2 separate regions of the Homo sapiens genome follow, and region 2 is linked to region 1. A link is a loop called in an ENCODE intact Hi-C map of the cell type or tissue named here. Cell type or tissue: Caco-2. All regions are shown on one strand. Links, peaks and the distances in the headings refer to the core of each region. The heading gives the core; the rest is flanking DNA. Region 1 has its middle 120 kb from the start of MAGEC2. Region 2 has its middle 36 kb from the start of SPANXC.

What was found. Peaks named below come from ENCODE experiments on the same cell type or tissue, not always from the same donor. Only the 100,000 strongest peaks of a DNase experiment are listed, where the experiment ranks them.
Region 2: a loop joins it to region 1, with 19 times the contacts of the local background. A loop is called at or near these places in 3 of 110 quality-filtered maps.

Annotation. Positions count from the first base shown.
Region 1 is chrX:142,082,276-142,095,507 of GRCh38, forward strand. No RefSeq gene overlaps it. Among named protein-coding and RNA genes, the nearest start is that of MAGEC2, 120 kb to the right of the region's middle. In Caco-2, for the core only: no CTCF peak of the experiment used is centred there; no DNase peak of the experiment used is centred there.
Region 2 is chrX:141,271,581-141,284,812 of GRCh38, forward strand. No RefSeq gene overlaps it. Among named protein-coding and RNA genes, the nearest start is that of SPANXC, 36 kb to the left of the region's middle. In Caco-2, for the core only: no CTCF peak of the experiment used is centred there; no DNase peak of the experiment used is centred there.

The DNA.
Region 1 (13,232 bases), core at 2,038-10,037:
GGGTAGACTTGCACAGCCTTGAGCAGCTCTGTCTCTGTGGCTCTGCATGGTACAGCCTCCATCCCTGGCTGCTTTCATGGCTGGTGTTGAGTGTCTGCAGCTTTTCCTAGCACACGGTGCAAATATCAGTGGATCTACCATTTTGGGGTCTGGAAGAGGGTTGCCCTTTTCTCACAGCTCTACTAGGCAATGCTGCTGTGGGGACTCTGTGTGGGGGCTCAAACCTCACATTTCTTTTCTGCACCACCCTAGAAGAGATTCTCCATGAGAGCTCTGCCTCCGTAGCAGACTTCTGCCTGGAGATCCAGGCGTGTCCATATAGCCTCTGATACCTAGGAAGTTCTCGAACCTCAATTCTTGTCTTCTGTGCACCCGCAGGCTCAACACTATATGGAGGCCACCAAGGCTTGGACTTTGCACCCTCTGAAGCAATTGACCCAGGTGTACTTTGGCACCTTTTAGCCACAGCTGGAGCTGGAGGGGCTAGGATGCAGGACACCAAGTCACGAGGCTGCACAGAGCAGGGGGGCCCTGGGCTTGACTGACAAAACCATTTTTTTCCTCCTATGCCTCAATGCCTGTGGTAGGAGTGGCTGCTGCCAAGACCTCTGACATGCCCTGGAGACATTTTCCCCATTGTCTTGGCAATTTACATTTGGCTCCTGGTTACTTATGCAAATTTCTGCAGCAGGCTTAAATTTCTCCATAGAAAATAGGTTTTTCTTTTCTATCACATAATCAGGCTGCAAACTTTTCAAACTTTTATGCTCTGCTTCCTTTTCGAACATAAGTCCCAATTTCAGATCATGTCTCTCAAGTTCTAAGTTCCACAGGTCTCTAGGGCAAGGGCAAAATGCCACCAGTCTCTTTGCTAAAGCACAACAAGAGTGACCTTTGCTTCGGTTCTCGAGAAATTCCTCATCTCGGTCTGAGACTACCCCAGCCTGGACTTTATTGTCCACATCATTATCAGCATTTTAGTCAAAACCATTCAAGAAGTTTATAGGAAGTTCCAAACTTTCCCACATCTTCCTATCTTCTTTTGAGCCCTCCAAACTGTTTCACCCTCTGACTGTTATCCAGTTCCAATGTAACTTCCACATGTTCAAATTATCTTTTCTTTATAGCAGTACCCCACTCTCTGCAGTACCAATTTACTTTATTAGTCAATTTTCACACTGCTATAAAGAACTTCCCTGAGACTGGGTAGTTTATGAAGGAAAGAGGTTTAACTGACTCACAGTTCCATATGGCTGAGGAGGCCTCAGAAAACTTACAATCATGGTGAAAGGCATAGGGGAAGCAGGCACCTTCTTCTCAAGGTGGCAGGAGAGAGAAGTGAGAGTACAGGAAAAAACTGTCACTTTTGAAATGACTGGATCTCGTGAGAATTCACTCACTATCATGAGAACAGCATGGGGGAAACCATCCCCATGATCCAATAACTTTTCTCCCTCAGCCCATCAGGACTGCAGTTCCCTTCCTTGACATGTGGGTATTACAATTCGATGTGAGATTTGGGTGGGGACACAGGGCCAATCCATATCAAGAGTACTCATAAATTAAATAATAAACCCAGATGCTCTTCAAGTTCATGTGATGTAAGTAAAAGTTTTAATAAGCTAGCCTTAAAATTATTGGTAAAGTAATACTAGAAATGTCTCAAGAATTTTCAGTATACATTTTTGTTTGCATTTATTGTTCAAGCAATTTCATACTCATTCCTGCCAAACACTAGAAGTGTCAAAATTTGGCATAAGGGATACAAAACTATAGACCAAGCCCAAAACAGAAGGATCTTTTCTTGTATAATTTTTGATAAATAAGACATTAATATTGGTTTAATGAAAATAGTTAAATATTGAATTATTCTGTAAAACAACCATATATTTAATCTTAAGGTTGCTACATAGGTAAACACCTGAAATTCACAGGCTTTAAAATGGGTGACAATGAAGTAACTGTAACCACCCAATGAGTTCACCTTGCCCACTGCCTAGAAAGGGCTGATTTATCAAGACAGGGGAATTATAATAAAGAAGAGTAATTCATGCAGAGCCACTATGCAGTACACCTGAGTTTTATTATTACTGAAATCAGTATCCTCGAGAATTTTGGGATCAGAGTTTTTATGGACACTTTAGTGCTCAGGGGACCAGTGAATCAGGAGTTCTGACTGGTTGGGTCAGAGATGAAATCATAGAAAATAGAAACTATCCTCCTACACTGATTCAAGACCAGATGAGCCAGATCATTCATTGATCTGGGAGGTGCCAGTAGGTCAGTGGAGTGCAGAATCTGTAAAATATCTCAAGCACTGATCTTACATTTTAGAATAGTGATATTATCCCCAAGAACAGTTTGGGGAGATTTAGAATCTCACAGCCTCCAGAGGCATAGCTCCTAAACCATGATTTCTAATCTTGTGGCTTTAGGCAGTCTAGTCCCCAGGCAGGAAGAGGGTTTGTTTTTGGAAAGGACAGTTATCATCTTTGTTTTAAAGCAAAACTATAAACTAAGTTCCTCCCAAAGTTAGTTGGACCTATGCCCAGAAATAAAAGGACAGCCTCGTGGTTAGAAGCAAGATAGAGTCCATTAGGTCAAATTTATTTCACTGTCTCAGTTTTGCATGGCATTTTCATAACATAAATAATGACTATTATAGTTTTCATAAACAATCTAAGCTATTAAAATAATTCAGTAAATGTAATGGGATAAATACTTGTAGACAAACTTGTCCTCATTTAGAATCTAAAGTGATATTAAGTTAAATCATTGATATTTCATTACTTGGATATTTTCCAATAAAATATATTGTAGAAAAACATCGTTTCTAGAAGAATGTGTGTCCTTTTTAAAAGGTGAATAACTCTTGTCTAATTCAAAGCTTATTTAAAGGTTATATATAAAACAAGGTAAAAGGAACCGAGAAGTAAGAGAGATATAGAGAAAATTATGGAAATAAAGAAGTATTTTTGGTAAGAAAGCTTAAAGAAAAATAATTTTATATGAGAAAGAATCTCGTATGGTAAATTTTGTCCTAAAAGAAAATGACTGGTTGTTTAAGAAAGAGAGATGTTCAGGACAAACCAAAAAATCCAAGCATGTCATGAATGATCTGTATAAGTCATAATAAGAACATTTATTAAAAATACTTTTATATGATTGAATTGTCTAGAATTAAAGGGAAATTATAATGGTCTTTCTGGAGATTGGGTTTGATTAAAAAACTTATGTGCTAAAGAATTGGTTCAAACTATGAAATTTTCTAAGATGTTGCTTTGATCTTAATAAATTAAAAGACAATGTAATTTTTTTAATGCAAAGTTCAACTTTTATTAAGTCTCACTATTTTCAACTTTCTCTCCCATTTTAAAAGGCCTGAAAGAAAAACTCTATTTTTTAACTCACTTTCAGCTCCTGGAATTTTTTTCCTTTCACGTTCTAACTGTTGTGGCCTAATGCTAAAAAACAAACAAACAAAAAAATTATGTCTTAAAAAGTTTAAAGAAAATGTTTCCTTCCAACATAATATTCTCCATAGGGAACAGCAGTAACACTGCAGAAGATCTTTTCTTTTGCCTTTTGGTAACTGGCCTAATAAACAGATCTTACACTCTATCAAAATAATTGCGATGTTATTACTAAGTTTGACTTGCTTAGAAATAACTGAAATAAAAAAATACAGAAGTTTATTACATCCATGTAACTTTCTGTTTGTGCTTTTAAAGTCTTTGTGCCATTAAGTTACAGGGCTTTGACTCCTGAGTCTAAAAAGTACATTACGTCCTGCTAAATCTTAAACTGACAGCAGTTAAAGCCTCATCTTCAGACCCAGTAGAAGATGCCAATCAAAATAAACTGCATTCATGAGACACAGGGCCAGAAATTAAAGCTATTCAACTTCTGAAAGCCCAGGGACTATCACGGAAGAGGTGGGTTCATGAGATTGTAAGGGCCAATTTTGAGAAATAAAATAAGTTCAGTTTCTCTATAAATTAACCATTAAGGTTGAAGGCACAATGATGCAAGACAACCATATGGACTTCAGAGTAATATGGCCTACGTCAATTTTCCAGGATTGTTCTTTCTTTGTTTTTGTTTTTCTCCCTTCCTCCCCTTATTTTCTCTTTATAGGACGTGAGACTTCACACCCTGCTAAAAATGAGCTTTCCTAACAATGTGGGGCCTACCTGTCAAGGAAAAAAACATCTTAGCCATGAGAGATCAGGTGAAACCTGAGAGCAGAGACACATTTTATTCTAAAATGCTTTCTCTGATAGATTTTAAAAAGAAAAGAGGGGAAATGTGAAAGGAAAATAAATCTTGGGACCCCAAAATCACTAAGGCAAAGGGAAAAATCAAGCTTGGAGCTGCTTAAGGCAAGCCTGCCTCTGATTCTATTCCTAAAAAAGATAGCTACTAAGATTTTTTTAAAAAAGGCTACATACCACCCTCACAGGGAATTTCCATGTGTACAAAGGACAGACAGACCTCAAAGTTATCCCTCTGCTCACTGAGATAAATTCATATCTGGTTGTCTCCTTTGGAAAGGCTAATCAAAAACTCAAAGGAATGTAACCATTTATCTCTTACCTATCAATGGCCAGAAAGCCCCCTCACCGTTTTGAGTTGTCCCACCTTTCCAGAAGGAATCAATGTATATCTTACATATATTTGATTGCTGATGTCTCATGTCTGCCTCAAATGTATGAAACGAAGTTGTGTCCTGACCACCTTGGGCACAGGTCATTAGTACCTCCTGAGGCTGTGTCACAAGCACACATCCTTAACATTAGCAAAATAAACTTCCTAAATTGACTGAGACCTTCTCAGATATTTGGGGTTCACAGTTCCCTCCTCCATCTTCAACGCCAACAGTGGTGAGCTGAATCCCTCTCATGATGCCATCTCTCAGATTCTCTTTCTTTCCTTTTAGGGACCTATGGAACTACATGGGGTCTACCAGATAATCTGGGATAATTTCCTCATCTCTTATGATTCTTAAATTAATCGCATCTGCAATTCCTCTTCTGATATGTAACAACATTCACAGGCTTTGGGGATTAGGGTGTGGAAATATTTGGGTGGACATTATTCTGAGTACCACAGGTTCTTATTACCTTACAGATGAAAAACTGGGGCTCAAAGAAATTTAGCAATTTGCCCAAGTGGTAAATATTGAGGCTTCAATTCAATCCTAGTCTGGCCTCTAGAGATGCTATAGTAATCAGTTCAAGGTGAGGGTACAGTGAGAGAACCATAATTCTGCCCACTGATTCTCATTCTCCCTCTGTTCCTGATTCTCTTTGCAACCATTAATAGTTATTTAAGTTTCCATTAGATTTTATTGTATCTCACCATTACAACTGAATGTGAATTTCACTCTAGCAGGACTTCAAGGATTTTGGTAAGCACAGAATGTTTCCTGAGGAATATTTTCAATTCCAAGCAGGTCTAGACAGGTACAAAACACCTGTGCCTGTTTAGGGGATTCAGAATAGATTGCCACCTTCACAAATATCTAAAAGACTAGGAAAAGAAAAACAGGAACATAGGCTCTGGCTCTGAGTTTGCTGAAGTTCTCAGATAACATTATCAGCTTTCTTGGTCTTTGACAGTACCCCAAGATCCATGTCAGAGCATGAAAGCAGAGGACAGAAGTCTAGAAAACCCTTATCTAATGCAGTATTTTAAAAAATATGTATTATTCTTTACATGTGTCTCTCTACTTAGTATTCTTCAGAGTCTTTTCACCAGCCAGGTTACAAACTCTTGAGTGTCTTCTGGAATTAAAATATCTGTGTATTTTAGAGCAATAAAGGAAAAACTGAACAGCCATATCTGGAAACATAATATTTGCTTAATGAAGGTTAGTCTTTCTCTCAGTCTCTGGACAGTCTTCTTTGTGTCTCAACAGTTGCATTTCCTGGAGGGCAGTCATCATTATAAATTCAAGTGACTTTTATAAAAACTCATTTAAGAACAAACTCAGAAATTAGTGCACATGTAATTCATGTATTTACTTGAACACAAGTAGCATAATGACGACTAGTGATGTATAACTCCAGAGTCCAGTACTACATAGTTGTTAGCAATTTATACAGTTGAACAAATGTAAGTAGAAATTAATCATACACTATGCAGATAATCTATCCCAGGCCTCCTTTTCCACCTTTACTATAGGGCTTAAGATGTGCAGCCTCTCAAATCCGAAGACGTTTAAATGATTTAACTGAATACCTATTTAAGCCCACAGTAGAAATAAACCTATTTAACCCTAAAAGCTGGTGGAGGAACTCTAGTAACTATAGTTAACATATGTGTTATGGACTACCTGCATACTGAAGCATATGCTTTCAAAATAATTATCTATAAAACAGATCTGATTTTTTCATTGGTTGTCATGATACCATCAGTGAAGCGTTCTCTGGGGAAATGAACCAACTGGTGAATGATTTCTTTGGTTTTGTTTTATTTGATGAGGAAGGCATGGTCCCAATCTAGTCCTTTATTTTTTATTTGCAATGTTTTTAGAATTGGCAATATTGCACTAAAAATTGCAACACTACACTAAAAAACATAGTATATGCATCCTTCGGCATCTTCTCTTGCCCCTTTCTGTAAGAAAGGGACTAAAATTTGTATCAGTCATTGTCGATTCTTGTATTAGCATGGGAGGAAGAAGAGGTTGAAATAATTGATTGAATAAATGATTGGCTAAAATCAAGTACAGTATGTGGATTTCAGCTAACTGGTTTTTTACCTCATTTAAATACTCTCTGCAAGATAACCTAATACCTCCCATATATAAGAATTGCTTGTGTAAAATTGAAAGCCATATGGAAAAATCATTGATCTATGTGTGTTTTATTATGTAATATTTTCGTCTAACTATAAAATAAAATGTATGGGAGAAAGCTTGACACATAAAATTTCTTTTGAACATAAAAGCAAGAAATATCAAGAATGTTTCCCTAATATAAAGGCTTTCTGCTTTTGCTTTTTATCTTAGAATAATGATGGAATAAATTGCAGCTAGAGAAGTGAAGATGAAAGAGAACTAATCCATAAGCGAGGAGTTGTAACATCAGAAGGACTGTTGCAGATTACCCTGACCCCTACAGTCTGCCAAAGGAAAATGCAGTGCCTGGATAAGTGTCCTGCATATATTCATATGCCAATTTCTCAATAATGATTTCCCCAGATTTTAATACTGGTGTAGAATAAAATCCCTTTTGTTTTTTTATTCAAATAGAGTCATGAAATATTGGAAGTCACAATTAGCATGCAGGATAAGTTGATAGCTAAAATAATCATAGTATTTTAGTTTAAATTCTTCCATTTGAAAAAGTATTTAGCCCTGAATCATAAAAACTTTTAAAGACATAGAGAAATAGGACTGTGGTGGGGTGAGGGGAGGGGGGAGGGATAGCATTAGGAGATATACCTAATGCTAAATGACGAGTTAATGGGTGCAGCACACCAACATGGCACATATATACATATGTAACAAACCTGCACGTTGTGCACATGTACTCTAAAACTTAAAGTATAATAATAATAATAATAATAATAATAATAAAAGAGAAATAGAAGCCAAGGGCTCCTCACACTTTTCCATTATATAATGCAGCTATCTTTTAAATTTGCTTTCTTCTTAACTAGAAGGTCTAGTATGGCATTCAATCTGAGAAGTAATCGGCTTTCTTTTCCTAAGCTTTTTACAAAGGAAAACCTGTGAACAATGGAGTTTCCTAAAGATGGAGTTAGTGAGTGTTCAACATATGTTTTTTGATAAGTGAATGCACTGGTCTAGGCTCTGGGATAAAAGCTAAGTTCACAAATGGATATACTAGCATAGTTTTCATTTTTAAAGAATGTATATGATAGTGGGGAGAGAAGGCACATAAGACATAAGCAGATAACTGTAATTTCTAATGTTTCAATAAAGACACAAGGTAGATGTCTGCAGCACAGAGGAGAATTTTTTTTTCTGGAGACGGAGTCTCGCTGTATTTCCCAGGCTGGAGTGCAGTGGTTTGATCTCGGCTCACTGCAACCTCTGCCTCTCGGGTTCCGGTTCTCCTGCCTCAGCCTCCCAAGTAGCTGGGAGTACAGGCATGCCCCACCACGCCCGGCTAATTTTTGTATTTTTAGTAGAGATGGGGTTTCACCATATTGGCCAGACTTGTTTCAAACTCCTGACTTCAAATGACCCACCCGCCTAAGCCTCGCAGAGTGCTGAGATTATGAGCGTGAGCCACCGCGCCTGGTTGAGAAGTACTTATTCTTGATTTAAACTGAAAAATGAGTGGTTTCTAATGAAATTAAAGTAGGTAACATTGTTAAGGTATGTTAGAAATTTGCTATTTTCTTTTAAAGTATCTAGTTATAAGTAGTCTTTCTCTTGGTAAAAGTTGAGTTTAAGAGTTGTAAAATAAAACTAAGCATATGAATTATATTACTATTGCTCTTAGTTGACTTCTAAATAGTATCTATATCAAGCTAAACAGGTATAGCAAGTGTATATTGTTGTTGTTGTTGTTTGATATGTGTATAGATTTGATTTGTTTTTGTGAGCACTGTTGACCCCAACTCATTCAAGTATCCAATCACGGTGATTTTATTAATATACTAATATATACTTATTAATATACTCACTGGTGAGCTGACTCATATAACTTTCCAGCCAGAAAACAGAGTGACTTGCTTTTTTTACACTATTTTCTTTTTACTGTCTTCGTTTTTCTGTTCATGTCCTTTGATTCACATCTTACCACCCTGGTAACTCATGAGATACTCATCATTATCCAGGAAAGGATATTCTACTTCCTCTCTTCCAAAATGCTCAAAGTTTGAGTGTCCCAGAGCTTAGTTCTTTATTCACTTCTTTTTGCTTTCTACACTGACTACCTAGGCGATTTCAGATTCATAGATTTAACTGTTCTTTATATGCTACTGCCTTTCAAATTTGACATATCTTTTGAACACATATTCCTATGTGCAATTTCCTACTTGACATTTCCTCTTGTCGAAAAATGAACTCTGAGTTATTTCCCCCAGTACTGTTTCTTCACCTTAATAAATGGCATCACCATTCACCCAGTTTCTCAGGACAAATGTGTTGCCATCCTTTATGACTTTCCTCAGCACCACCACCACTATCCAGTGCATCAGCAAATTTTGTTGGCTCTAACATCAAACTATATTCCATAGTATATTATGTTATTCAAGATTATAAACTTATTGTAAATGTATCATTTCTATAACCATTTCTACTGCCTGCTCACTAGTAGGAGCAACCATCCTATTTTCCCTTGACTATTGTAATAATCCACACTGAATACTTTATTCATGTTAGTTCAGTCTTTGGAGTCAAGGAGTTGTAAGTCTGATCATTTTAATTGTGAAATGAGTGCTCAAGGTGGAATGGAGGCCAAGAAAATTGGAAGTGAGAAGGTCAAGTAGCTAAGAGTCCAGGGTGTAGTAGTGTCATCTGTATGGATTTTGAAATAGCCAAATTGATGATAATCATATGATTAGAGAGCAACATAGAGAACAAGGTGCTGAAATCTAGAACATGAAATGAGTGAGAGGGAAAACCCTTGGTCCCATGTATTTGCACTTGCTCTACTTCCCTCATAACTCTCATAACGCTATACTTGTTCATGGGTTCTTTGCCTTTCAGATTTAGCTCTTTGTTAATGACCTCACTCCCTGCATTGTTTTCAGTTCACATTCCTCAGAACAAGGAGCAGATCAGCTCTGTCTATTCATGTTTAGGTGGTCATTTTTTCAGTGTGTGGCAGGCCATATCACAGTTTGCCCTTTGCTCATGTTCCTACCTCTGATCTGCTTAACTGTAGCCAAACAGTGAAAAGGAATGACAGAGCAAGGATAAAGGGATCATGACTACCTAGCGTTGTACCTTCAGCAAAAATTAGATTGAGGGGTTTATCTTATACACTAAAGCTTTGAAAGCACTTTAGACACGACACACAATAATTGAAATCTCTATATAATGGGGTTGTGCCAGAGACTGTGGTAGTGAAACAGCAGAGATGAGGTGGGCAGTATGGGGAAGTCATTTTATAAATTCCTAGCATACATGTACTGTCATCTTAATTGAAGAAAACAAAAAACCTGATAATGTATATAATTACATATATTTAATATATGCATATATATACACACAAACTATATACAATTTTTATTTATCAAATGTGTGCCCAAAAACGCTTAAAATAAAAAGAGAGAAAAGCAAACTGAGTATATACATGACTTTACTTGGTGCTTGATGCATCCTAGATATTAAAATGTGCTTTGATTCCTACTTCCATTCAATCACCGAGTGTTTATTACGCAGTCACTCTCTGCTGGGTATTTGTATTTGATGAGTAGTGAGTCCATGTAAGGATAATTAGGAATTCTGTGGCTCTGGGACCAAAACCTTACTTGCTTTCTCAACTCAGGCAAAGATAACTAGATCCTCACTCATTAAGAAGGATCAGCAATGCTATATAAATGATTCCTCTTACTGCACTTGCCCTTAATATAAAGTAAAAGGATGGATAGCACACTTACTTCATTGGAAATTAGAAAGATTAATTAAGTCAGGAAGCAGTGCTTTGAAGACGAAAGTGATTCCTGAGTGTTAAAGTGCTAGATAAGTATCCAGCAGTTGCAGGGACGATGCAGTCTGCAATAGTGTGCCAGGAATTGAAGGCACACCATAATGCTTTAGAATTACAAAAGGCATTTGCTGAAAATTCAACTGAGACAATGAACAGCTTGATAGCCTTGGGTTTCTGATAAAGTATCATTCTGTTTTCAAGTATATGGTATCCAACAGAAAATACAAACATACGTCTTAAGGATAAAATGAGATTTAAGTGGACAAGATGAATAAAGTGTAAAACCCCATCATGGTGTATATCCTAATGTTCAGAACATGCGTGAGGAAAAAGACCTATATTGCATCACCTGATTTGAGTGATACAAACTAGAACAAAGGAGTTTGGAGGCAGAGTTGAATGCACATCAAAGATGCTCCCCAGATCTGAGAAATTTGATAAGATAAAGGTTGAAAAATGGAGAACATTGATTTGGAAAGGTGCCATAAATATTTCTTGCGTGATTGCAAGGGGTGGGAAAATAAATGGAGGAATGATACATGATTGTACATTGTTTGCTCATTTATTTTTTTGATTGCCTACTTTTAAAAATTTATCCTAAGTGTTATCACTTGAATTGTGCCTCCCTCTGGAAAAAAACATAAACAAATAAATAAAATAAATAAAATAAAAAAAGTTGAAGTTCCAACCCTCAGTAGAATTTCACCTAAAGTTACCTTTGAATGTCACTATATTTGCGATTGAAACTTCCCAGATGATTTAGTTGTGATTAGGTCATTAGGGAAGACTCTACTCTGATATGACTGGTGCCCTTCTATAAAAGGGAAAATTTGGACACAGAGACACACCCACAAAAGAAGAATATCATGTGAACATGAAGGCAGAAATCAATGTGATGCCTAATGATGTCAGAGATCACCGGCAACCATCAGCAGCTGGGAAAGAGGCATGGAACAGATCCCCCCTCACAGCCCTCAGAAGGGAACCAACCCTGCCAACCCTTTGCCCTCCAGCATCTACCCTTCAGAACCGTGAGGCAACACATGTCTGTTGTTTTAAGCCATCCAGTTTGTGGTACTTTGTTAGGGCAGCCCTACAAAATGAGGACGCCTAGGATAGTGAAATATCCAATTAAATATACATATATACATTTTATTTTTCATTCAAATGAGTCTGTGCTCACTGGCTGCATGTAGGAAAACTTTCTGTAAAAGATGAATATTTTAGGCTTTGGTCTTAGGCACAAGTATTGAACTCTGCTGTTATCGTGCAAGAACAGTTGGGTAGTAAGTAAAGAATTGGCATGAATGTGTTCCAACAAAATAATATTTATGGACACTGAAACTGGAATTGTATGTAATTTTCAAGTGTCATGAAATATTATACTTCTTTTGTTTTTCTTAACAAATGAGGGATGTAAAAACCATTTTTAGCTTGTGGACAGATTTGGCCTGTAAGCGATAGTTTGCTAACCTTTACTATAATAGGAAGAAGATAGGTTTTTGAGTCAATGCGCCTGGTACTATCCCTTTCTTGCTGTGTAATTTCTGACGTGTTACTTCACTGAGTTTGGTTTCCATCCTTGGAAAACAGAGATAATTTTGGTTTACATATACACAATGGAATATTATTCAGCCATAAAAAATGAAATCCTGTCATTTGCAACAACATGGATGGAGCAGGAAAGCATTATGTTAAGCAAAATAAGCCAGGGACAGAAAGACAAATATCACAAGTGCTTAACCATATATGAGAGATTAAAAATAGATCTCATCGAGATAGAAGGTAGAGTGATAGTTACCAGAGGCTGGAAAGGGTAGTGTGGAGAGGGAATATGAGGGGATGGTTAATGGGTACAAAAATACAGTTAGATAGAAGGAATAAGATCTAATTTTGATAGCTCAATAGAGTAACTATAGTTTGCACTAATTTACTGCATTTTCAAAGTAACTAGTGAAGTAAAAATGGTTGCTCTTAACATAAAAGAATTATAAATGCTTGAGATGATGGATATCCCAATTACCCTGATTTGATCATTACACATTGTATGCTCATATCAAAATTTCACAAGTAGTCCATAAATATGTGCCGGTATTATATAGCCACAAAAAATAAGTAAGTAAATAAATAAATAAATAAATAAATTCACTTTTAGCAGGGCTGGCTTATAAGCACATTATCTTCTAATTTTTTTTTATTTTTGTGGGTATATAGTAGGTGCATATATTTATGGGTTACATGAGGTATTTTGATACAGGCATGCAATGTGAAATAAGCACATCATGGAGAATGGGGTAACCATCCCCTTGAGCATTTATTCTTTGAATTTTTAAAAAATCCAATTGCACTCTTTAAATTATTAAATATACAATTAAGTTATTATTGACTATAGTAACCCTATTGTGCTATCAAATAGTAGGTCTTATTTGTGGGATCTAAAAATCAGAACAATTAAACCCATGAACATAGATAGTAGAAGAATCATTACCAGAATCTGGGAAGCGTAGTGGGAGTCTGGGAGGAGTTAGGAATGGTTAATGGGCACATTATCTGAGTAATCACACAGGGCCCTGCATTTAGAAGGGTTCAGCATTT
Region 2 (13,232 bases), core at 2,495-10,494, 810 kb before region 1:
AAATAAAATGCACAGGAATAAATTTAACCAGGAGGTGAACAATCTGTACACTGAAAACTATAAAACATTGATGAAAGAAATTGAAGAAGACACAAATAAATGGCTTGGAAGTGTGAATCCAGAAAATCTTAGACAGGTCTCAGTTAATTTAGAAAGTTTATTTTGCCAAGGTTGAGGACGAGCCCGTGACACAGCCTCAGGAAGTCCTGAGGACATGTGCCCAAAGTGGTCAGGGCACAGGTTGGTTTTATACATTTTAGGGAGACAAGAGACATCAATCAATATATTAAGAAGTACATTGGTTTAGTCTGGAAAGGTGGGACAACTTGAAGCAAAGGCAGGAAGACTCGAAGCCGGGGAGGGAGCTTCCAGGTCACAGATATAAGGGATACACAAATGGTTACATTCTTTTGAGTTTCTGTTTAGCCTCTCCAAGGGAGGCAATCAATTATGCGTCTATCTCAGTGAGCTGAGGGGTGACTTTGAGTAGAATAGGAGGCAGGTTGACCCTAAGCAGTTTCCAGCCTGAGCTTTCCTTAGTGATTTTGGGGGCCCAAGATATATTCCTTTCACCAAAGAATTAATATTGTTGAAATATTCATACTGTCCAAAGGGATCTACAGATTCAGCACAATCCCTATCCACATTCCAACGTCATTTTTCACAGATATAAAAGAGACAATACTAAGATTTATATTTTTATCACTCTGTCAGCTATTTAGAAAACTGACTATAGGGTAGTACTGGTAAAATCATAATTACATTATCCCAGATGCGAGATTATGATTGTTTGGACCAGAGTGGGAGCTGCAAAGAAGGTATGCAGTGGCTAAGTCCTGGGTATATTTTGAAGGTAGAGTGTTTCAGTGGCCTTAAGACCACCTTCAAATTTGCAGATTCGCTACAAGGACTCACCTGACTCAATAGCAGATTGTTTTAATAACTGAGATTTATTACAGCAAAGGATAAAGTGCAAAAACAACAGGAACATATATGCATTGGGCATAGTACAGAGAGGCTAGACACAGTTTTCCAAGTCCTTCCCCATCTGGGGCCACACAGAGCATGCTTTATTTCTAGCAGCCAACTAGAAGAGCTGTTGTGGGATAGATTGGACCAGGGAAGCCCATTTGAATCTTTGGGTCCAAGGCTTTTATTCAGAGTTGATTAGAAAGGCATATCATCCATAGCAATAGAAACATGAGAGTCCAACAATGGAACCAGGTGCACATGATCAGTCTTGGTGTTTGTGCAAAGCAACCTGAGAAACTGATATGGAACAGTCCATAGCTCCAGGTGAACACAATGAAACCCTTAATCACTGACATGAATTATATTCTAAGGGTCACATTTCCAAGGGCTGACCAAGGGGTCGATCATGATTCCAGATGTCCTTGGACATGCAAGGAGTAAGCAACCAGCTAAGAGGTCAAGTCATTGAGGATAAAAAATTGACTCTTGGTTTTTGTAAGTTTTAGGTCATAGTGATCTTAAGAGTGTCTCAGTTGAGTGGTGAGCATAACAGTCTGATATAAAATGTTGATGAGATAATGGAAGGTTAGGAATTAAAGTGAGTATACACAACTCTTTTAATGTATTTTCCTGTGAAGGGGAACCAAGAAATGAGGAGGTTTCTAGAGTATTTCAGATGTCAAGGAATTCTGTGGTCAGTTTTAAGATTAAAAATATCACAGCATATTTATATGCTGACCTAGTAATGATTCAAGAAAGAAGGAAATACATGGTAGGTACTTGTATTAGTCTGTTCTTGCACTGCCATAACGAAATACCTGAGACTGGGTAATTTATAAAGAAAAGAGGTTTAATTGTGTCACAGTCCCACAGGCTGCACAGAAAACATCACTGTGGAGGCCTCAGGAAACTTACAATCATGGTGGAAGGCGACAGGGAAGCAGGCACATCTTACATGGCAGGAGCAGGGTTGGGGGTGCTGCCGCACACTTTTCAACAACTAGATCTCATGAGAACTCTATCACAAGAACAGCAGCGAAAGGGGAAGTCCACCCCTATGATCCAATCACCTCCCACCAAGCCCCACCTCAAACACTGGGGATTACAATTCAACATGAGATTTGGGCAGGGAAAAAAATCTAAATCACTATCAGCCCTTGAAAAGAGAGAGGTAGGCTGGGCGCGGTGGCTCACGCCTGTAATCCCAGCACTCTGGGAGGCTGAGGCAGGCAGATCATGAGGTCAGGAGATCAAGACAATCCTGGCTAACATGGTGAAACCCCATCTCTACTGAAAATACAAAAATTAGCTGGACGTAGTGGCACGTGCCTGTAATCCCAGCTACTCGGGAGGCTGAGGCAGGAGAATCCCTTGAACCAGGGAGTCAGAGGTTGCCGTGAGCCGAGATCGTGCCATTGCACTCCAGCCTGGAGACAGAGCAAGACTCTGTCTCAAAAAAAAATAATAAAAATAAAAATAAAAAAAAAGGGAGAGGTAAAGAGATACAGAACTCAAGTAGAGTTCCAGGCTTTTGATGGGAGGGGCTGTTGCGAAGGTCTCTGACATGCCCTGGAGACATTTTCCTCATCATCTTGGTGATTAGCCTTTGGCTCCTTGTTACTTATGCAAATTTCTGCAGCTGGGATGAATTTCTCCCCAGAAAATGGGATTTTCTTTTCTACCACATCGTCAGGCTGCAAATTTTCCAAATGTTTATGCACTGTCACCTCTTGAACGCTTTGCTGTTTAGAAATTTCTTCCACCAGATACTTTAAATCAACTCTCTTAAGTTCAAAGTTTCACAGATCTGCAGGGCAAGGGCGAAATGCCCCCAGTCTCTTCGATAAAGCATAACATGAGTGACCTCTGCTCCGATTCCCAACAAGTTCATCATCTCCATCTGAGACCACCTCAGCCTGGACTTCATCTTCTGTATCACTATCAGTATTTTGGTCAAAGCCATTCAACAAGTCTCTAGGAAGTTCCACCCTTTCCCACATATTCCTGTCTTCTGAGCTCTCCAAACTGTTCCAACCTCTGCCTGTTACCCAGTTCTAAAGTTGCATCCACATTTTCGGGTATCCTTATAGCAGCACCCTATTACCTTGGTGCCAATTTACTGTATTAGTCTATTCTCACACTGCTATGAAAAGCTGCCTGAGACTGGGTAATTTATAAAGAAAGGAAGTTTAATTTGCTCGCAGTTCTATATGGCTGGGGAGGCATCAGGAAACTTACAATCATGGTGGAAGGCACCTCTTCACAGGGCAGCAGGAGAGAGAATGAGTGCAAGCAGGAGACAGCCCAGATGCTTATAAAACCATCAGATCTCACGAGAACTTACTATCATGAGAACAGCATGGGGGAAATTGCCATCATGATCCAGTCACTTCCCACTCTGTCCCTTCCATGACACATGGGGATTATGGGAATTACAGTTCAAGATGTCGTTCGGGTGGGGACACAGCCAAACTATATCACTTGTAAACATTCATATACATCTGTACATACCTTCACACACTTATAAACACACACAGCATCACACTCTCATATCTCTTACACATGCTGAAAAACACATACTCAGTAACACACACTCACACATTCAATCACACACATTTTCACAAGTCTCACACACTCATACATACACATTCCTATACTCAAATACACTCACAAATTCTCTTACATGCTCTGTAACACTAAAACTCTCACACACTTTCAGATTCACACAGTCACATTCTGACACATACATACTTTCAAACACACACTCCTACATATACTCACATAATCACATACACTCACACTTACACATAGTCTCACACTGAAACAGCCACACATTCACACAGACACGAACTCACAGATGTGAAAGACATATCAGTTTTCATTGTTGCCATGGCTATTCTAGCAGTGAGAATATTTAAATAAAAATACAAAAATCCTTTGGAGTTTATATTCTACTGGGTAATGATAGATAACTAAACAAATGATATAATATCAAGCAGTGATTCATGTTATGAGGACAAGTTGACTAGGATAAAAGAATAAAGTGCGGGGGTGATATATTAAGTACAGCAGTCTGGGAGGTTTTCAGAACATTTGAGCAGAGACAGGCTGTGGTCATATTTGTGTTTTAAAAAGTAAATACATACTATGGAAAAATAATTAGGTGATAATGGTGGAAACAATTTTCTGGTCAGGAGATGATGGTGTCATGGAATAGAAATGATGCTGAGTTAGAACAGGTGGATAGCAGTGGAAGCGCTAAGAAAGAGTGGTATTCTAGATATATTTTGAGCATAGAGGGAACAGAATTTGCTAACAAATTGGAAATGAGTCATGAGAGAAAGAGAGGACTTAAGGATGATTTCAAAGTTGTTGATTGGAGCAACTTGAAACATAGAGCTGCCATTTACTATAATAGAATGAAGGATACAAAGAATAGCCTGCTTGTCACTGGGGAAATGGGAATGCAGTGGAAATGGAGAGTTCGGGTTTGGACATTAGGTTAAGGTAGCTATTGGTCATTCAAGCAGAAAGATTAGAAATGAAGATTAGAATATGATAAGCATTAGTCTGGAGTTAGGGCCAATGTTGTTTATTAAGTATTCATTAATTCACTCAACCAATAATTATTGAGCACCTCTGCTCTTATAGGCTCCGGAGATTCAGAAATTTACAAGACCAAGTCCCTTTCCTCAGAGCTCACATTCTGGTAGGGGAAGACAGCCCATATACAAATAAATATATTGTAAAATATAAAGGTAGTGATAAGTGTTATGACAGGGAAAATGAAACTGTGCTTGACACAGTTATGTGGATTTAAATCACATAATGAATGCAAGGAGATACTGGTATTATTCCCAATTTACAGTTGGGAAAAGCAAGCCTCTCACATGCCAAGTAGTAAGTCAAGGCTTAATGAATAAATGAGTTAATATTTTAACGTATCGAACTGTATAGGACTACCAAGGCTTCACTCCAAAGATACTGGCATGGATCATTCTATTTTGTCCCCAAGCCACCATACCAAGTTACCCATCTGTCTTGATCCTGAAAAGTAGTCACTAAACAGAAAATGGGCAACAAAATACTGTGAACACCCGAGGTTCCTAAAAGTACATGAGGTTTGAAATACAGCAAAGGAAACCATGAACGGGAAAATTTTAATAGCCCTTTAAATTTGAAAAGACTTTCAGTTTACAAAGCTTTTGCACTTATATACAAATTTTCCTGAATTACATAGACCAGAGTATAAAACATGGGTGCATTCACCATTTCATTGGTCTTTATAGTAACAACCTCTACAAATTGCCAACTTAGGATGGCCTCTTCTCCTGATCTGGAAGCCCTGCAAAGAATACCACTTTGCTCCCTATACATGCCCACCTCTGGTGGCTCCACATACATTTTCACAAGGGCTGCCATTTCCCTCAAAAATTATTGCTGAGATAAATGAACTGGAGCCCTCAAGGTGCAAATCTGCAGAGTTCTGTGACAAAGTGGGGGTGATCATCTCTTTATTTTTGGTGTCATAATCAAAGCCCCAGAGCAAATTATCTTGGGTCTCAACATATTACAGGTTATTTAGTGAAATATCTATGTCAGATATTTTGTTCACAATTCTCTATTTTCTTTGGACCCAGGCATAAGTCTGTTGGCAGTGGTGGGGGTAGAGCAACATCCTTTCCCTTGGCATCGTGTTCCTAAACAGAAGAACCTATGCTAGAGCAATACGCACAGCCTTTCTCCACAGGAGGAGGCATGTCTTCATTTAGTTCAATACATGCTACTTCTCTTTTTAGGACAAGCCTACAGTGAGGAAGCACATAGTCTTAGTTCCACACACCACGAGTTTCTCAGGTGCAGGTCTTCATTGGAGGAGATGCACCACATTTGTTCAGTGGTGCTTATGACTAGGTAAGTCTAGCTAATTGTGGGATGTAGAATTAGGAGAGTCACGTTTTCCTGCACAGCTGAAACATATTCTCCAAACCCAGCTGTTTTTAGTAATAAAGATGCTAGTGTTGATCTCCATCTGTCTGACTCGGTTAATTGCAAACTCAGGTGAAAAGAACAGTGCCATGTATTGGGCCCACTGAATCCCACAAAGTCTGTGGGGACTAGGCTAAAGAGAGTTTTCACTGACAGACTGTCCTCAAAACCATTCCCTAGATGCCACTGTATTTTTTTCACTTGCCTAAGGTTAGCAGTCTAGATCTCTTCCTTAGGGGAATTAAATTATAATGATATTTTTAACTTTGGGTTCAGTCCTTCATTTCTTCCCTCCTCCTTTCCTTCAACAAGTGTTTAGTGATGGCTTTTCTTTTCCAGGCACTGTCCTGACCTCTGACAATGCAACAGTGAGCAAGACAGAAATAGCACCTCTCCTCATAAAGCTTACAGTCTAGTAGCCCAACAAACGTAATTGAAATGGTCACCTGAGTGTTAGAGTGTATAATATCAACAAGCGCTGTGAGGGTCTTGGACTCTGATACAGTCTGAGGGATCAAGGAAGCCTCCCTTGTGAAAACGATGCTTGAGCTGAGATCTAAAGAATGAGTTGAAGTTAACTAGACAGAAAGATGGGGTATGAGAAACAGTGTATTTTAAACAAGGGCAAAGGAATAAGCAAAGGCCTGATGGTAGTAAGGAGGGAGTATCAAAGTTTGTATCCACCCATCACTTTCGTCCTCTCAACCAGCCTTTCTACAATTTAGCTTGGATTCTCCTTTTACACATGAATATATTGAGGCACAAATGGTTACTAGCTGCATGACCTTGGATAAGTAGTAGAACTAAAATGTAAAGCCAACATTCAGTGCTTCTAAGGTAGTACTTCTCCATTGGAGGCTAATCCCTCACACTCTACCCTCCCTAGGCACATTTGGCAATATCTGGAGACATTTTTAGTAGGAGGGATGAACTACTGCCATCTAGTGGGTAGAGGCCAGGCCTGCTGTTAAGCATTCCGCAGTGCACAGGACAGGGGTCCACATGAAATGATTATCTGGCCCGAAATATCTTTTTCTTCAGCTTTTGGAGATTTGTTTTCAATTTATTTCTTAACTTTTTATTCCGGCCACATATATGTTTATGTATGTGTATATGTATATTTGATATAATCATTTCAAAAATTTAAATAGTGCCAAAGTTGAGAAACCCCACACCAAGCTCCTAATCTTCCCACAGTTCTGCCTCATTACCTGGAGGCTTCTCAGTCCCTCATGCAAATGGACTTCTGGCCAATCAGCTCTAATTAGCCATTTTTATTCAGTAGTGGAAATGGATTAGATTTAAGCAGGGACCTCTGCTACTTTGCAATTATCTCAATGATCTTCACCAGCTTTGTATTATCCCTTAGCCTCATAGATGAGGAAATAGAGGTTAAATTACATGCCTTGGGTTTCAGAATCCAAAGCAACAGAGTAATTGAGTCCAGCTCTTCTCAAATTGATATTGTTTTCTCTTCATATCGTGGCCCTTTTGAGGATACATGCTTGCTCTCAGCCTTCTCAAGTACAACTGGCAAAGGCTGGAGATGCAGGTCTGGATCGGAGCTGCAGGAGTGCTGTGAAGAGTTTGTCAAACTTAATGGCCGCATTATTTTTTTAGGAGCTTGAAAATCAGCCTAGTGTTATTCAGCTTGAATTCTTCTCTTGCTAGGCTCAAGGCACATCAGACACACAATCTGCTGTTTGTGTAGAAAATATGTCAGGAGAGAAAAAGATAGCACCCACATGCGAGCATCTGCTGGAAAAATTCATTTTACCATTAACCATACAATTGAGTGAGAAAAACATCTGTGCCTGCTATTGCAGATGTAATCATAAAACCCAAATGTAGCAATGAAACAAAGCGGAAGAGGGGCAGAGGATGAGGAACTAGAGAAACACATGACTTTAGTGTCAGGAAGGGATGGCTCTGTGGCTCTGTTGCTGTACTGAATACTCTCACCTCCACCTTTCAAATATGACACCATCCTTAGGGAACAACACAATTGTAAGCAGGCAAATTATGCATGAGACATAGCATCTTAAACTCAAACCAGCAAGGCGGCTCCGAGAGAGCTATAAACAAGGCAGAGGAATCCCAGAGACTGCAAATTAACAGCAAAAAAACCATCTAAATAGATGTTGGCAGCATTTCAGTATTAAGGCTGACTTAGAATTGTGGAACTGGAGAATGCAGAAAATGTCAAAGCCCTCAGAGATCAACTAGTTTAATTCCCAGTTTTACTCATAAGGAAACCAAAGCCCAGAGAGGGATGTGACTGCCCAAGGTCACACAGCTAGTTAGTGGCAGATGATTCCAGACAGTTCCTGGGGAACACAACTTGTTTTTCAGACTGATAAGAGGAAGAACTTTCACAAAACTTTTCAAGTATCCGGGAGCATCAGCTTGAGAGCATAATTGTATTACAGTGATATAAAGGTAGACTTTGACTCTGGAAGCCAAAAGCCAATGGTGATTACCCAGCTTTGTTCAACCTGCTGAGGTATAATTCTGCTGCTCAAGGTGGAATAGAAACACCTATGAGATCTCAGCAAATGACACTGTACATCTGCTTTGAAAACAAATCTCAAATGTAAATGTGGTTCTGCTTCAGTTGTGTTTCCAGTTTCAAAGCAGCATACAACTTTGATCTGAAAGTGGGAAGAAGGAAATCCGACAAGGTCTAAGGCACCCCATTTCACACTCTCGTCGGTCAGTTTGCATGGTCCAGTGAAGGAGCCTGCATCCACGGAACCAGGAAGACTAGCATTGGCTTCTGGTTCTGCCTAGGACTAGCTGTATGACTTTGGGACGAAGGCCACTGGGCTTGAGCCCTCTATAGCCTTTTCATCATGGAAAAATGGAATAAGGAGAAGCAAAAGTAGAGGATAAAATGGAGAAATGTATGGTAAGAGATGGGGGTAAGAAACAGGGCTACCCTCTCTCCCTGCTCATGCCCTCAACTGACAGCATAACTAGCAGCATGTTATGGAGCCCAGACAATGTCCCTTTTCAATTCAGTTGTGTTCACATCATTCCTTTTATTCTTTTGTGAAGTCTTAGTTCAAATCTTTTGTCGATTTGTACTGGTCATTTACTTGTTAATGAATTGTAAGCAGGATTTATAGGTTGAGGATACAAGTACTTTGATATAAGCGCTGTAAATAGTTTCTGCGGTCCAAGACTTCCTTTCCCATTTTCTTGACCGTATCTTTCAAATGGCAAACATTTTTAATTTTGACATCAAATGTATCTTTTTTTAATGTTTGTGTTTATTGTGTTCTGTATATAAAACTTTTGCTTATCCTAAAGTCACACATTTCTTTATTTTTTATTTTTATTTATTTTTATTTTTGAGACAGAGGCTCTCTCTGTTGCCCAGGTTGGAGTGCAATGGTGTGATCTCGACTCACTGCAACCTCCACCTCCCGGGTTCAAGCGATTCTCCTGCCTCAGCCTTCCAAGTAGCTGGCATTACAGGCACCCACCACCGCGCTTGGCTAATGTTTTGTATTTTTTAGTAGAGACTGGGTTTTGCCATGTGGGCCAGGCTGGTTTCAAACTCCTGACCTCAGGTGATCCACCCACCTCGGCCTCCCAAAGTGCCGGGATTACAGGCATGAGCCACCGTGCCTGGCCACAAATATTTTCTTTTATACTTTCTTCTAGATGTTTCAGAGTTTGAGGTTTTACATTTAGGTCCATTTAGAAGCTATGCACATTTATTATCTATTTTGAGCTGATTTGTGTGTATGACATAAGTTAAAAGTTAGTGTTGGCTTTTTCCCGTATGGGTATACAGTTGGTACAGCAGTATTGGTTGAAAAGGTCATTTTCCCCATTTAATTACCTTGGTACCTTTGATAAATTGATCATATATGTATAACACTTTTGGCTTGTGGGCAGACCTAGACCTACACTTCAAAGACAATGCAAAGGAAGACACAAGTTTACAAACACATTTGCTCTGATTCCAGCTCAGTGAAGCTCAACTCATGAGGTCTGACTGTCTAGGACATCACAGTTTTTCCCAGGGGAGAAGGAGGGTGAAATAACAAGAGACTACTTAGGATAGTTAATTATAACAGGCACACAAGATTGGGGCAATCCTCGTCTCTACTTTATAAGCATCACATTACTAATCCTTCTAAACAACCCTGTGAAATCACAATTAATGCGATCCCCATGCTTTAAAGTGAAGCATTGAGAGGTCACTTACTTATCTAAGGTCATGTAGAGCTGGAGGACCTGGAGTCTGAAACTAGACTCTATGATGCCAGAGCTATGCTTTGAATCACTGTTTCTATTTATCTTTGTAGCTCCATTACTGTTATCTGCACAGTGCTCTGTAATGGTTCTCAACTAAAACAACCTACTACTATTCTCTTCCCTCCCAGCTGTTGAGGGCTAACTAATAAAAATAGTTAATATTTGTTGAGCACTAAAGCGCATAGGCTCTTTACATACATTAGTTCATTCAATTCTCACAACAGCTCCAAATAAGTTTTGTACTATTATCATCTCCATTTTACTGATGCAGAAACTCAGTCTCAGATCCTTTAAGTAACTCTCTCTAGATCATACAGCTATTAAATGACAGAGCCAGGATCTCAAGCCAAAATTGCCTGCCACTACATTCCCTGCTCTTAACTACTACAACGTGCCACCTTCTAGACTTTTTTTTTTTTTTTTTAGATAGGAGTCTCATTCTGTCACCCAGGATGGAGTGCGGTGGCGCGATCTCGGCTCACTGCGCCCTCCACCTCCCAAGTTCAAGCGATTCTCCTGCCTCAGCCTCCCAGGTAGCTGGGATTACACGCTCGGCCACCACGCCTGGCTAATTTTTGTATTTTTGGTAGAGATGGGGTTTTGCCACGTTCCCAGTCTGGTCTCGAACTCCTGACCTGAGGTGATCCACCCATCCCAGCCTCCCAAAGTGCTGGGATTACAGGCGTGAGCCACAGCGCCTGGCTTCACCTTCTAGACTTTAAGGTAGATTATCCCTGCATGGTTGCAGGGGGTGAGGTAAAGACACTGGTAAGTCGCTAATGTGCCTTCACACCCAAGAAGATTCCCTGGATCTATGTCTATGTTTATCACTTAAAGCTAGGGGTTGGGAAAATGAGCAATTCAGAAGTTCCCACAGCTGACTTAGAATTTCCATGGAATTGCCTGTCTTCAGAAGATCAAAGGCTTCCGTATTACAAAGTGGCACCACTTGCTCTATTCTGCTTGGAACTTCAGGAAGAACAGTATATGCAAAATGATTCATTTTGATAAGCTGTTATGGATTAACCTAACAACAAATAAATTATTCAATTATTCAGAATTATCCTAATAATACTTTTATGTTTAATCTTTATGATCTTCAATATGGTTTCACCAGTGCTCTCTCATTTGGTTTTCACAACCTTGTACAATAAGCAGAGAAGATGCTATTATCCCCATTTGACTGATGAAGAAACTGAAAATTAAATGGAGGTAAGTGACTTGTCAGGTTTACAGAGCTAGTATGCAGTGGAGCTGAGATTGAGCCCCAGGTCTTTTGACGGCTCGCTAATAATTTTCAAATCAAAAGCCACTAATGTTACAATCATTGTGCCTTAATATTTCAGGTTATTCAGATGCAGACTGTAACAACACCAAGATCTCAAAATATTTTCTTTAATAATTATTTTCCTAAATTATGAGCATCCTAGTATCACTATCTGGACCACTGGGATAGAAACAGCTGCACCTATGGCCTTTCAAGTGAAATCACTTTAGCAGGCTTTTAAGACAGACTGGGCCAAAGGAAAAGATTACTGAAAGGAAGGAAGGAACATGTTACCTTGAAGGGTAATCAATTATGCGAATGGTTTCACTGCCTGTTATACCATGGATTATGCTTTCATTTTTCATATTAATGTTCTTTATGTTTTTCAATTAGTCACAGCAAATTACCTGTCCTTCGCCTTGGCAAGAGCAGCTCAGTGGGCCTCCGTGGAGTATTTTCCAAGTTTTGTCCGGTGAATTCTTGCTTTAATTCTCCTTAAGCATTAACATGTAATGTTTTTTCAAATGCAGATTTGACACTATCTCATTCATGTAGGAAATTACCTATTAAATAAGGAGTTTGAGGAATCTTCCTTTTTTTATTTTGCAATGGTGCATTATAAAAATAATTTAACTTAAATATAAAAAAGAATTGAAACATTAAAGAAAATTAAAATTTATTCAATACTTCTTAGTCATTCTAACAGAGAGAGCTTATGGCATGAATCATATAAAAGAGCAAATTCTCCAAAATCCATTTCCCTCTGCCCAGCCCTGGCAAAGTGCCTGCCCTCCCGCCCCCGGCACTCCATCCCATGGCCCCCATATTTCTCATCCCACAACACCTAACCAGCTGCATTTTAATGCTCTGTTTATAGTCAGTCCTTGCCCCCTTCCCCTAATAACACAGGAACAATGTCTTCATCAGAAGTGAATCCCTAGATCTTGGCACACTATATGGCACAGAAGTAGGTGCTTAGGAAGTGATAGATGAATGAAGCCATTTGCCTTTGGAAAACACTAGTGCATCCATTTTAGCTATGGTCATATCTCACAAATTAGGATTTTTCTCTGGCTGTAGTTTAAGCATTATGTTGCTTTCCCATAATCCTCTCTGGTAAGGGAAACCAAATAACTTCTCCGCCCTTGAGGACCCCACAGTCTAACAGAGCTCTGTCTAATGTTAACGTTTCTGAAGGCCTCGTGGTAGACTCCATTCCGAGTGCTTTGTCAGCAGTTGCCATATTCCCTTTTTCTTTCATGTGTGCCATTGTCCTTAAGATTAGAAAGCTCTCTCAAACACTATAAGGTTGGTGTCTCAGAGGACAAATACGTTGGTCCATGGGCTACTAATGTCTTTTTTTTTATTATTATACTTTAAGTTTTAGGGTACATGTGCACAACGTGCAGGTTAGTTACATATGTATACATGTGCCATGTTGGTGTGCTGCACCCATTAACTCTTCACTTAACACTAGGTATATCTCCTAATGCTATCCCTCCCCACTCCCCCCACCCCACAACAGGCCCCGGTGTGTGATGTTCCCCTTCCTGTGTCCATGTGTTCTCCTTGTTCAATTCCCACCTATGAGTGAGAACATGCGGTGTTTGCTTTTTTGTCCTTGCGATAGTTTGCTGAGAATGATGGTTTCCAGCTTTATCCATGTCCCTACAAAGGACATGAACTCATCATTTTTTATGGCTCCATAGTATTCCGTGGTGTATATGTGCCACAG